Linked DNA regions of Homo sapiens: region 1 is linked to region 2. Evidence: chromatin contacts called from ENCODE Hi-C data. All regions are on one chromosome and are shown on one strand. The core of a region is the stretch at or near the end of the contact, and the rest is flanking DNA. Distances in the headings are between cores, read along the strand shown.

Region 1 (6,493 bases), core at 2,546-5,045, 1.3 Mb before region 2:
TATCCCCGTTTTACAGTAGGGAAAACCAAGGGCTGGAGTAGTGAAGTCACTTGCCAGGGCCGCAGAGCTCCTTGCCGCTCGGCTGCCTTACTGCCTTGTTTCCCCTGGCTTCTCTTTGTGCCTGCAATGCAGCCAAGTGGAACCCTCCTCTCTTCCTGGACAGGAGGAGTTCTTGCCTCCTGATCTTTGCTCTCTGTAATCTTCCACTCATTTTGGCTCAGGTAAACAGCACTGTTTTCAATACCACTGCACCCTCTTCTGTTCTAAACTCTATGTCCTTGCCAGATCTTTCCAGGAACATCAGCAGGACCCAGGTCCACCCCGAGCCACCTTCCCTGCCTGGCACGTTCTAAATATTGGAATTATTGAGTGAGTGAATGTCTGTAACTGATTTTGATTTTTTTTCTTGAAAGACATGTATCACTGTACAATCCATAAATCACTGTACTTATCACACTGAAAATACACGTATCACTGTATTTTCAGCAATACAACTATATCTGGATGTTTTAAATTTTTTGAGAATATGATATTCTCTGTGCAAGTATGTTTTAGCCCAGACTGTCTGTTTATCCAGGCTGCTTAGTGGGAAATGGTTAATAAAGGACTAAACTAAAGCCGGTCAGTCTCAGTCCCAGGCACTCTGTGGCAATGGTCACATTTTGGGGGAAGGAAGGAGCAGCTGACAAGGCATGACCACATGTCCACCGTTCAGACACAGCATTCACAGCCGTGTGCCCGGAACAGCTCTCCATGCTTTGACTCCTTACCACAGCCCTGTTGCTCTTCCTAATCCCCATATCACGGAGGGGACACAGAGGTGCAGAGAGCTGCAGTGACTGGCCCAAGGCCCCTTGGCTGAAAAGGGGTGGAGGCAGGATTGGGCTCCAGGCCTGTTCAAATATGACTGAAGGAGGAGGCTGGATGGAATGTTGTGAAATGTTTGTGGGGAACAAAGTTGGGGTGCTCACATGTGGCAACGGGGAGCTATCTTTGGAAAAATACCCTGATAAGCTGCCAGGACAGAAGGTATAAGGCCCAAAGAGTTCAGGCAATGATGTCAAGCTGCTAGGTGCAAGACAAGGAAAGGAATTTTGTGTTTGTCCTGAGAAGGAGGAGGAGAGAAAAGAAGAGGGGGAGAGTGCAGAAAACCAAAGGCATGTGAAGTGGCCAGAGTGTGGCATGGGTCACGTGACCAGGTGGTGACTCCTGGGGCCAGGCAGCCAAAAAGGCTCACGAGGCATCCTGTCTTGTTGCTGGGCAGTGCCAGGCTTGATGCCTCTCTCCAGCTTCCAGTCTTCAGGAACCCCTGCTAGACTCAGCAGTGCTTGGAGTGCAGGGGGATTCGTGCAACTGGATAAGGGGATGATGGTGAGACCAGTGAGCATGCGGTGTGTGGAAGAGCAGGAGGCCTGATGACAGACGCTTGTTCAGAAACCTTGGGAGAGGCTGCGTACAGTGGCTCGTGCGTGTAATCCCAGCACTTTGGGAGGATGAGGCAGGAGGATTGCTTGAGCCCAGGAGTTCAAGACGAGCCTGGGCAACATGGCGAGATTCTGTCTCTACAAAGATTTTAAAAAATAATTAACTGGGCATGGTGGTGCGCACCAGTGGTCGCAGCTACTTGGGAGGCTGAGGCAGGAGGATGGCTTGAGCCTAGGAGGTCAAGGCTGCAGTGAGCCATCATTGTGCCACTGCATTCCAGCCTGGGCATCAGAGTGAGACCCTGTCTCAAACAAACCAAAACAAAAACCCCCAAAAATTTGGGAGAGGCTCTGTATTTCTTTTTTTTTTTGAGGCGGAGTCTCACTCTGTTGCCCGGGCTGGAGTGCAGTGGCGCGATATCAGCTCACTGCAAGCTCCGCCTCCCGGGTTCACGCCATTCTCCTGCCTCAGCCTCCCGAGTAGCTGGGACCACAGGCGACCGCCACCACGCCTGGCTAATTTTTTGTATTTTTAGTAGAGACAGGGTTTCACCATGTTAGCCAGGATGGTCTTGATCTCCTGACCTCGTGATCCGCCCGTCTCGGCCTCCCAAAGTGCTAGGATTACAGGCGTGAGCCACAGCGCCCGACAAGGCTCTATATTTTTATAGGGCATGGAATTGCGATGTAAGCGGAACTTACCCAGATATGAAAGTGCTGAGAGCTGATGGCTGAGTTCTATCTATACAAATGGTCCACAGGTATTGTGGGTGGCAAAGAGGTCCCTGTTGGCTCAGTCCTGGAGAATGAGGAGAGACTTCTTGGCAGTGGTTTGTCCTGGCACTGTGTGTTGGTTTTTTTTTTTTTTTTTTGAGATGGAGTCTCGCACTGTCGCCAGGGCTGGAGTACAGTGGCGTGATCTTGGCTCACTGCAACCTCCGCCTCCCAGGTTCAAGTGATTCTCCTGCCTCAGACTCCCAAGTAGCTGGGATTACAGGTGCATGCCACCACACCCAGCTAATTTTTTGTATTTTTAGCAGAGACAGGCTTTCACTGTGTTGGCCAGGCTGGTCTCAAACTCCTGACCTTGTGATCTGCCCGCCTCGGCCTCCCAGAGTACTGGGATTCCAGGCGTGAGCCACCGTGCCTAGCCGGTTCTTTTGTTTCTTTCTCAATTATTGTCATAAGGACAATGCCACAGAGCAGTCTAGAAAGTAAACAACCACTAGATTTCTTTGTGGACTCTTTTCTCATACCTATCTATATGTAGCAGCAATTCTACAGTTTCTACCATTTTGTATCTAGCTTTTTCTTTTATTATTATTTTCTTTTATTTTACTTTTTAGAGAACTGGGTCTTGCTATGTGGCCCAGGTTGGCCTCAAACTCCTGGGCTGAAGCGATTCTCCTGCCTCGGCGTCCCAAGAAGCTGGGATTCCAGGTGCATGTCACCATGCCTGGCTCTATCTGGCTTTTTCTTTTAACGTTTTAGTTTAAGCATTTTCCCATAGTGCTACACAGTCATCATTATTATTCTCAAGGGTTGGGCTGACCTGGGTTTCTAATCCTGGCTCTGCCATTTACTCTCTTTACTCCACATCACCCCCAGCAAGTTACCTGGCTCACCCCTCACCTGGGGTTCCTCTCACCATCCTCTCCACCTGGATGACATGAAGCAGTGCTTGGACAGCGCGTAGGACAGTGCTCAGGAAGTGCTCTCCATTTTCCTTCAAGAGTATTTCCCTCTGCAGAACGGGGCTAATACCCTATCATGCAAGGTGATTGTGAGAATTGGAAAGAATGCGTGTGCATTGCCTGGTGCCTTGCCATCCAAATATATTTTATTAGAGAGAGCAGCAACATACGCCCCCCCAACCCCCCGTTTAAACTAAGCGGGTCCACGTGGAATGACGCTTTTGGCGCAAGTCGGAGGAGCTCCTAACGACATTAGCTTCTTTGAGTCCCTTGGGAGAGGAAACTTTCTGAAAGACTGTAGGATTACCTTCCCTGAACTTCCGGTCAGGTGCGGTGCTGCCCTGCCGCGCCCTCTTACCCCTGGATGCCGACGAAACCGCAAAACTCCAGCCCCGGGAAGCGCGTCTCAAGGACCACCACCAGCGAGCGGCTTTGGGAGAGTAATCTGCGCCACCCTCGCAGCCCATTAAATAGGCACTCCCCGTTTGATTGACAGGAGAAGTCACCAATGCGCGTCCTGGGGCTTTCCCTCGTCCTCACGCGGGGTGAGCCGCCTCTCTACTCATCTGGCCCAATCGGGGGCGCCGGGGAGGCTGTGGGGCGGGGCTCGGTGTCCGGTAGCCAATGGACAGAGCCCAGCGGGAGCGGCGGGGGCGGTGCGGTCGCGGCTGGCGGCAGAAGCGGCCGCAGGGGTCTGGGCAGGGCTGGGCAGTGCTGCCGGAGCAAAAGCGGTAGCGGGAGCCCGGCCGGAGCTGGGTCTGGAGACGCCGTGGCAGCCTGAACGGAGTGTGCGACGGATTGGGAGGTGAGTGGCCGCCGAGGTCAGGGGTCGCCGCGACGGTTGGGGCGCCGCGGGCGGGACGCGGGGGCGCTGGTCCGCGGCCGGGCCCGCGCCCCGTCAGGGCCGCCGCGCCGAGCTCCGCGCCCTGAGGGAAGCGGGTCGGGCCGCGCGGAACTTCCTGTCTCTGTGGGAGGGGGCGAGTGCTCGGGGCCCCGGGGGGCGCCTGGAGAAGACATCTTGGGGAGGACGAGGGCGAGTGGGGTCGGCTCGGGGAAGGGGCGGGGGCCCATGGGGGCGGCGCTGTGGGAGCGGGGCAGTTTTCCGGGGTCCGGGGCCTGCTGGAGAGGGAAGTGCAGGAGCAGGGCCGTCGGGGGTTAAGAGCTGCTAATGAGTGGGGGAGGTGTAGACAGCTGCAGAAGGGGGAGCTGGGGCGACTTTTGGAGGGACGCGATTTAGGAGAAAGCTGGGAATCCGAGACGTGCAGAGGTTAGGCGAGGGTGCCGGAGCAACGCTGGAGGGAAGGCGTGGCTGGGACGCGCCGGTGAGAGGGCAGGGCTTAGTCCTGGGGTGGCCTGGGGGGCGACGCAGGACACACGCGGGTGCGCTGATTTCGGGCGCTTTGATGAGCGGCCTCCATTTCCTTCCTTCCCACCCTCCGTGTCCCGGGGGGGGGGGGGTGGTGTGTGTGTGTCTGTGTGTGTGTGTGTGTGTGTGTGTGTGTGTAGGGCGGGGGGAGCAAAGCCCTTACCGCAGCACGTCCTAGGGCTGGGGCCAAGCAGGAGAGGCCGGGGAGGTTTGCCCTTGTGACCCTCCTCAGAGTTTCCCCAGACTCACTGAATCAGAAATCCGAACTCCTTACTCCTCTAGGGCTTTCAAGCCTGGCCAGGCATCCTGAGAGGTCCGCAATTGGAGAGGTAGTGATTGCTGCTGCTGTTGAATTTCATTGATTCATTGGGTTTCGGCTCCATCAGAGAAGGTCGATTTTCTTTTCAGAAGGAGTTGGTTGGTCAGGGGAGCAAGCTGTGCTATTGCTTTGGGGCCCACACGGCTGCAGCCTTTGACGTATAACAGGACCTGGGGATGCCACTCTTGGCTTGGGTGCCTGAGGGAAGGTGGCCTTTGGCTGGGTGTGTGCACCATTCCTGGATCCTGTCTTCTCTTTTTCCCTCCGCCTGTCCGGTGTTTTTGTGGTTAAGGGGGTAGGCTGCTCAGAGTCTCCAGGGCTACTTGGTACACTGTTTACCAAATACTGCCTGGCTGTCTTGATGAAAATCAGGAAACCAGCTCAAAGAGTTTGAACCTCAGCTGCAGATGGTGAGCTCACACCTTCTTCCTTCCCTCCTTTTCGGTGCCTTCCTCTGCGGTTATTCCCGTGTGCTGAAGTTCTGTTTTAACCCTCCTGGGATTGCCAGGTTGGAGCCCAGGGCAAGGGAACCGACCAGGCAGGCAGTGTTGAATGCCAGCCCTCCTGTTCTTGCCCAAGATGTTGTCGTTCCACTTGATTCATGAGCCTGCCTGCATGCAGCCTCCTCATGGAGACATTGAAGCTGTGCCAGTGCAACTTGGATCTCTCTTGATTCACCTGGAAAACTTTCACTTGTGTGGACTTAAACTTAATTCTAGAGTTTGGTAGCCTCTTTGGTGAGGTTATGCTGGTTGAGATATGAGGCCACTACATCAAAAACATTGGTGTGTTTTTCTTTTGACAATAGACTTAAAGCTTTAAAGAAAGTGGCCATTAGGCTGGTGATATTTATTACTTGGGAAAGTAACATAACACAGAGAAGTAGATGGGTGATTAGGTCTGCACTCTTTATCCACTTTTTGGGAGAAGAATAACAACTCATTTGAATGGAAATGGTATCCTTAGCTCGTGCTGCTTTGGGACTTGGAACTTTATCACTTTTAATCTCAAATGTATATGAAGTTGTGATGTGATATTTAAATAATCTAGGCTGGGCGGGGTGGCTCACGCCTGGGATCCCAGCACTTGGGAAGGCCGAGGCGGGCAGATCACCTGAGGTCAGAACTTAGAGACCAGCCTGGCTAACATGGTGAAACCCCGTCTCTACTAAAGATACAAAAATTAAGGCCGGGCGTGGTGGCTCACGCCTGTAATCTCCAGCACTTTGGGAGGCAGAGGCGGGCGGATCACCAGAGGTCGGGAGTTCGAGACCAGCTTGACCAACATGGAGAAACCCCATGTCTACTAAAAATACAAAATTAGCTGGGTGTGGTGGTGCTCATACCTGTAATCCCAGCTACTTGGGAGGCTGAGGAAGGAGAATTGCTTGAACCCAGGAGGCGGAGGTTGCGGTGAGCCAAGATCCGGCCGTTGCACTCCAGCCTAGGCAACAAGAGCAAAACTCCTGTTTCAAAAAAAAAAAAAAATTAGTCTGGCGTAGTGGTGCACACGTGTAATCTCAGCCTCAGCTACTTGGGAGGCTGTGGCATGATAATTGCTTGAACCTGGGAGATGGAAGTTGCAGTGCACTGAGATCACACCACTGCACTCTAGCCTGGGTGACAGAGTGAGACTCTGTTTAAAAATAAATAAATCTAAAAGTATGCATATATTTAAAAAAAATTCTGGA
Region 2 (6,353 bases), core at 656-3,155:
AAAGAGGCAGAGGACAAGCAGGTTGCCACAGCACTGAGGGTCCCTGCAGCTGTGATTCTGGGAGAGCAGGCCCTGCACTGGCTCCCACTCAGGGCCATGGAATGGCCCCACCACAGCACAGGCACCCAGCAGTGACAACAACATGGCAAAGCTTAGATCAGGCAGATGGTGTTGGGAGCTAGAGGGCAGGCCTGGCACATCTGATGCAGCCAGCTGCAGTAGGATAGCCGCCACCTCATAGCACCCCTGTCACTGAGGCCACCTCACAAAGGGGGCTGATGCCCCAGCCTCAACTCTGACCCTGGTGCCAGGCCTGGTTAGCATGCTCTTGGTGCAGGTAAGGACAGTATTGGGGAATTGTTCAAAAGTAATTAGGAGGAAGAACTTGTTTTAAACAAACCCATCCTCTGGAATGAAAAGATTAAGTTCCCTGAATGTGTGATGGGGTGATATAACCTGCGGTCTGCTTGATTTCTTTCTTCCTATGAAATACTTGGATCTGCCTGTCCTTCTATTATCAAACATTTAATGAACACTGTATTGAATACATGTATTCTTGTTTAACCACTCAACATGCCTTTCTCGTTGCTTGCAGTATCCTGATTTCCTGTGGGGGAATTACTTTTCCCATCTTAGGATCAGTGTTGGTGGGAAAATAAATGTTACCCTGAAGACTCTTTTACCCAAAAGTTCTATTCAAAATATTAAATATCTGAGCAGGCAGGGACGTCAGCCAATTATAATGAGCCAGGCCTTAACTGTTTAGTGGCTGGAATTTTTTTTTTTTTTTTTGAGACCGAGTTTCCACTCTTGTTGCCCAGGCTGGAGTGCAATGGCGCGATCTCGGCTCACTGCAACTTCCACCTCCCAAGTTCAAGCGATTCTCCTGCCTCAACCTCCCGAGTAGCTGGGATTACAGGCATGCGCCACCACGCCCGGCTAATTTTGTATTTTTAGTAGAGACGGGGGTTTCTCCATATTGGTCAGGCTGGTATCGAACTCCCAACCTCAGGTGATCCGCCCGCCTCAGCTTCCCAAAGTGCTGGGATTACAGGCGTGAGCCACCGCACCCGGCCCTCTTTTTTTTCTTCTTTTTTTTGAGACGGAGTCTCACTCTGTTGCCCAGGCTGGAGTGCAGTGTGCAGTGGTGCGATCTCGGCTCACTGCAAGCTCCGCCTCCGGGGTTCACGGCATTCTCCTGCCTCGGCCTCCCGAGTAGCTGGGACTACAGGCGCCCGCCACCATGCCCGGCTAATTTTTTGTATTTTTAGTAGAGACGGTTCACTGTGTTAGCCAGGATGGTCTCGATCTCCTGACCTAGTGATCCGCCTGCCTCAGCCTCCCAAAGTGCTGCGATTACAGGCGGGAGCCACCGCACCCGGCCGGCCTTTTTTTTTTTTTTTTTGAGAGTCTCGCTCTGTCGCCTCAGCTGGAGTGCTAGAGTGCAGTGGCATGATCTCAACTTACTGTAGCCTCCACCTCCGGGGTTCAAGCGATTCTCCTGCTTCAGCCTCCTAAGTAGCTGGGGTTACAGGCGCCCGCCACCACGCCTGGCTAATTTTTGTATTTTTTAGTAGGGACGAGGTTTCGCCATGTTGGCCAGGCTGGTCTCGAACTCCTGTCCTCAGGTGATGCGCCCGCCTCGGCCTCCCAAAGTGCCGGGATTACAGCCATAAGCCGCTGCGGCCGGCCGGTGGGTTACTTTTTGAATGTTTAATTCATTGTTTCTGCCAATAATTTGTACTAGGCAGCTCATAAGAACGCCAAAGTACGTTCCTTCTTCGACACAGGGCCAGTTTCCGCGCCAGTGCCCCCGTAGAGGGCGGGGCCCACTCGCTCGCGTAGCGTCACCTTCGCTTCCTGCCGCGCGGGGCCATTTCCGCTGCTGCTTCTGTGAGTTTTTCCGGTGCACGCGAGTGCTTCTGAAACGTCAGCTGCGCTCCCCTAGGAGTGCTGAGCCCGCGGAACCGCAGCCATGGTGAGTGCGTGCGCCGGCCGAGGGACCGGGAAGCGGGAGACTCAGGGTTGCGTTCACTCCCTAGCCTGTTAGATGGAGGCTTAGAGCCTGCGCCGTCTCATCCGCCGGCGTTGGGTCTTAACCGCCGGGCCCTTAGTTAGAACCCCAGCAGCGGCGGGGTCCCAGCAGCCTGGCCCGAGGTTAGAACTCAGGAAACCTTAGGATCCCCGCAGCTGTGTTGCTTTGCCGCACGGTCTGTTTGCTTGGCAAAAGGCCTGCAGCGAGCGGAGGGGGCATGGCCCAGCCTGGGAGAAAGAGACCAACCCACGTGGGAGAGGGCAAAAAGTTGGGTGAAGAAAACTTGGCTCCAACTTTTTTTTTTCCTTGTTTCTTTTCATACGAAATCTACGATGGCGTGGGACCCTGGGATTCGGATCAACCTCTCCTACCCACCCTACCTCACCCCACCCCCGTTGCTGGGGTTCAGGAGGAGATCTCCCATGGGTCTGCGCTTAGTGCCCGCCGCGAGTCACACGCGCCAGGGACCTAGAGGAGCCTTTGGCATTTGGGGGCTGTGGGGAACATGAAGTGAGCGCGACTCACGGCCTGGAGTGCAGGAAAGGCTTCTCCTGCAAGGCGGTGGCTTCAAAAACCAGAAGTCTGGTAGCACCACGTGCGGCGTCTCTAAACTCTTGGTCGTCTCTGACTTTTAAACATCTAGGGAAAGTTCTAAAACGTGTGTCCTGGCGTAGTAGTTTTGGTTGGCACTTGGTGAGGAGGGAAGAATTTGTAAAGCACTGTAACTTCTATAGTTAATCCTTCCAGTGGAGCTTGGATCCCGGCGGTAGCACTCCCCACAAACCTCCTCCCATGCATTTTGAAGCTTAGTACGTGGCTGAGCCTAGAACTTGAAGCTTCCAAACTCAGTGCTCGCTTTAACGCAGCTCCCTGAAACGTTTTGGAATCGGATGGTCTCAGGTTGAACTTTGCAGTTTTCCTCAACTGTAAAATGGGGATGACAGTGCATGAGGGTGTTGTGAGGATCAAATGAAATAAAGCATGGTAAACATCTAGTCCTGATGCTTGGTACAGAGTAAGCACGCAGTATTTGTTGTTCAATCAAAACCTTGCAAGTTTTGGCTGTCTGGTGTACAGCGAAACCAAACTGATCATGCTAGGTAGGGATTTAGGTTGGCTGGTGGTATGATATCATTCGTTAATTTATTTAACCCCTGAAGAAATTGAAAGGCAAATAAATACACCCTAAGCAAGTTTCAATTAGTGTTTATAAGCTAGTTTGGTTTTAAAATTGAGTTTAACTTTTTTGTTGACTAATAGTGAAACATTTAGGTATTTAATGATTGTTCAGATTCCTGAAGTCTTCCTCTTTTATGAATTTGATGTTTATTGAGATTTGAGAATCCTGATTTCCAGAGAATGGGTTGTTGGAAACAATGGCAATTTTTAAAGTTTTTTTAAATTGACATATCATAGTTGTACATACTTTGGGGGTTCCATGTAATATTTCTAAGTATATCTATTTTAAAACATGCAACAGGGCCAGGCGCGGTGGCTCATGCTTGTAATCCCAGCACTTTGGGAGGCTGAGGCGGGTGGATCATGGGGTCCGGAGTTTGAGACCAGCCTGGCCAACATAGTGAAACCCTGTTTCTACTAAAAATTCAAAAAAATTAGCCAGGCGTGGTGGTGGGCACCTGTAATCCCAGCTACTTGGGAGGCTGAGGCAAGGAGAATCGCTTGAACCTGGGAGGCGGGGGTTGCAGTGAGCCAAGATCACACCACTGCACTCCAGCCCGTGTGACAGTTTGAGACTCCGTCTCAAAAAAATAAATAAATAAAACTTGTGATAAATTATTAACCAAAATTTCCAGCTGGGCACGGTGGCTCACGCCTGTAATCCCAGCACTTTGGGAGGCTGAGGCGGGTGGATCATGAGGTCAGGAGTTCAAGACCAGCCTGACCAACATGGTGAAACCCCATCTCTACTAAAAATACAAAAATTAGCCAGGCGTGGTGGTGCGTGCCTGTAATCCCAGCTACTTAGGAGGCTGAGGCAGGAGAATCACTATAACCGGGGAGGCGGTGTTTGCAGTGAGCCGAGATCATGCCACTGCACTACAGCCTGGGTGACAAAGCAAGACTGTGTCAAAGAAAAAAAAAATCCCTACTGTAGTATCAAATAAAACATTTGTATGGCCGGACGTGGTAGCTCACACCTGTAATCCCAGCACTTTGGGAGGCCGAGGCGGGTGGATCACCTTAGGTCAGGAGTTCAACCTGGCCAACATGGTGAAACCCCCATCTCTACTAAAAATACAAAAATTAGCTGGGCGTGGTGGTGCATGCCTGTAGTCCCAGTTACTCGGGAGGCTGAGGCAGGAGAATTCCTTGAATATGGAAGGCAGAGGTTTCGGTGAGCCGAGATTGCGCCACTGCACTCCAGCCTGGGCGACAGAGGGAGATGCCGTCTCTTAAAAAAAAAAAAAAAAGATAAAAGAATAAACTCCAAATCAGTAGAGGGGAAAATAGTGCAAATGCAATGATAAATCCAGAGAAAGGAAAGAAAGAAAAAGAAACAGAACAAGTGGAACAAATAGAAGGCACAAAAGAAGGAAAATTTGAAACCATTATACCAATACTTAAATATGTAAAGGGACTGAGTGCTCCAGTTAAAAGACGGGATGTGGCCAAGCACTGTGGCTCAAGCCTGCAATCCCAGAAATTGGGAGGCTGAGGCGAGAGAATCTCTTTAGCCCAGGAATTGGAGACCACCCAGGGCAAAATAGTGAGATCCTGTCTCTACAAATTTTTTTTTTTTTTTTTTTGAGACAGAGTCTCGCTCTGTCACCCAGGCTGGGTGTGCAGTGGCACGATCTTGACTCACTGAAACCTCTGTCTCCTTGGTTCAAGCGATTCTCCTGTTTCAGCCTCCCGAGTAGCTGGGATTACAAGCATGTGCCACCATGCCCGGCTATTTTTTGTATTTTTTTAGTAGAGACGGGGTTTTGCCGTGTTGGTCAGGCTGGTCTCCAACTCCTGACCTCAAGTGATCTGCCTGCCTCAGCCTCCCAAAGAGGTGGGATTACAGGCGTGAGCCACCACACCCAGCCTAAACAATTTTTTTTTTAATTAGCCAGGAGTTGGCCGGGTGCAGTGGCTCATGCCTGTAAACCCAGCGCTTTGGGAGGCTGAGGTGGGCGGATCACAAGGTCAGGAGTTCAAGACCAGCCTGGCCAACATGGTGAAACCCCGTCTTTACTAATAATACAAAAATTAGCCGGGCATGGTGGCGCATGCCTGTAATCCCAGCTACTCAGGACGCTGAGGCAGGAGAATTGCTTGAACCTCGGAGGCAGAAGTTGCGGTGAGCCGAGATTGTGCCACTGCACTCCAGCCTGGGCAACAAGAGCAAAACTCCGTCTCAAAAAATAAAAAATAAAATAAAATAAAATTAGCCAGGAGTGGTGGCCCACACTTGTAGTTCCAGTTACTGAGGAGGCTGAGGCAGGAGGATCGCTTGAGCCCTGGAGGTCGAGGCTGCAGTGAGCTATTGTCATGCCACTGCACTCTGGTCTCAGTGATAGAGTGAGACCCTGTCTCAACAACAAAAAGGGTGTAATTCTTTTTTTTTTTTTTTTTGAGATGGAGTTTCACTCTTTCGCCCAGGCTGGAGTGAAGTGGCATCATCTCAACCTACTGCAATCTCCGCTTCCCGGGTTCAAGCCATTCTCCTGCCTCAACCTCCAAGTAGCTGGGATTACAGGTGCCTGCCACCACACCCAGATAATTTTTGTATTCTTAGTAGAGACGGGGGTTTCACCATGTCATCCAGGCTGGTCTTGAACTCCTGACCTCAAGAGAGCCACCCACCTTGGCCTCCCAAAGTGCTGGGATTATAGGTGTGAGCCACTGTGCCTGGACTGCCCCAGCTAAGTTTTTAAATATTTTTAGAGATGGGGGTCTCACTGTGTGGCCCAGGCTGGTCTCAAACTTCAGGCCTCAATCAGTCCCCAGCCTCAGTTTCCCAAGTTGGTGGGATTATAGGCCTGAGCCACTGCAGCCAGTTCAGAATACACTCTTCAAACATGGAACGTTTTTGAAAATTGGCCATAAAGCAAGCCCTGCAAATTTTAACATTGGTAATATTACATACCATTTTTGCCTAACCCAAAAGGAAATAAGTTAAAAATTAGTAACAAAGTAGTTTGAAATGAAAAATATAAACTATCAGAGAGATTTAAAAATTGTAGTAGGAATTCAAAAATAGAACAGAACAATAATGAAAATACCACATACCAGAGCATAAGTGACAAGGGCAGAGGGGGGAAGAAACAAATGAAAGGATATAATGAAAGTATTACTTGGAGCCTAAGAT

Evidence for each region. Hi-C counts contacts between places; a loop is a spot of excess contacts on that map. Pooled maps may share reads with other maps.
Region 1: a loop to region 2 is called in a pooled map, with 2.8 times the contacts of the local background. The contact joins the promoter of PACSIN2 here to the promoter of SNU13 in region 2. A Hi-C loop is called at or near these places in 5 of 50 pooled maps.

What each region holds. Positions count from the first base shown.
Region 1 is chr22:43,012,451-43,018,943 of GRCh38, reverse strand. It overlaps PACSIN2 (protein kinase C and casein kinase substrate in neurons 2), which reads left to right and starts at 3,795. Exons shown (of 11, transcript NM_001184970.3): 1 at 3,795-3,923. RefSeq lists enhancers at 3,308-3,507, 3,490-4,193 and silencers at 3,628-3,817, 3,828-3,877, 3,998-4,067.
Region 2 is chr22:41,684,419-41,690,771 of GRCh38, reverse strand. It overlaps SNU13 (small nuclear ribonucleoprotein 13), which reads left to right and starts at 1,905. Exons shown (of 3, transcript NM_001003796.2): 1 at 1,905-1,978. The coding sequence starts at 1,976. It also overlaps the pseudogene C22orf46P. RefSeq lists enhancers at 1,806-1,985, 2,536-2,705 and a silencer at 2,225-2,424.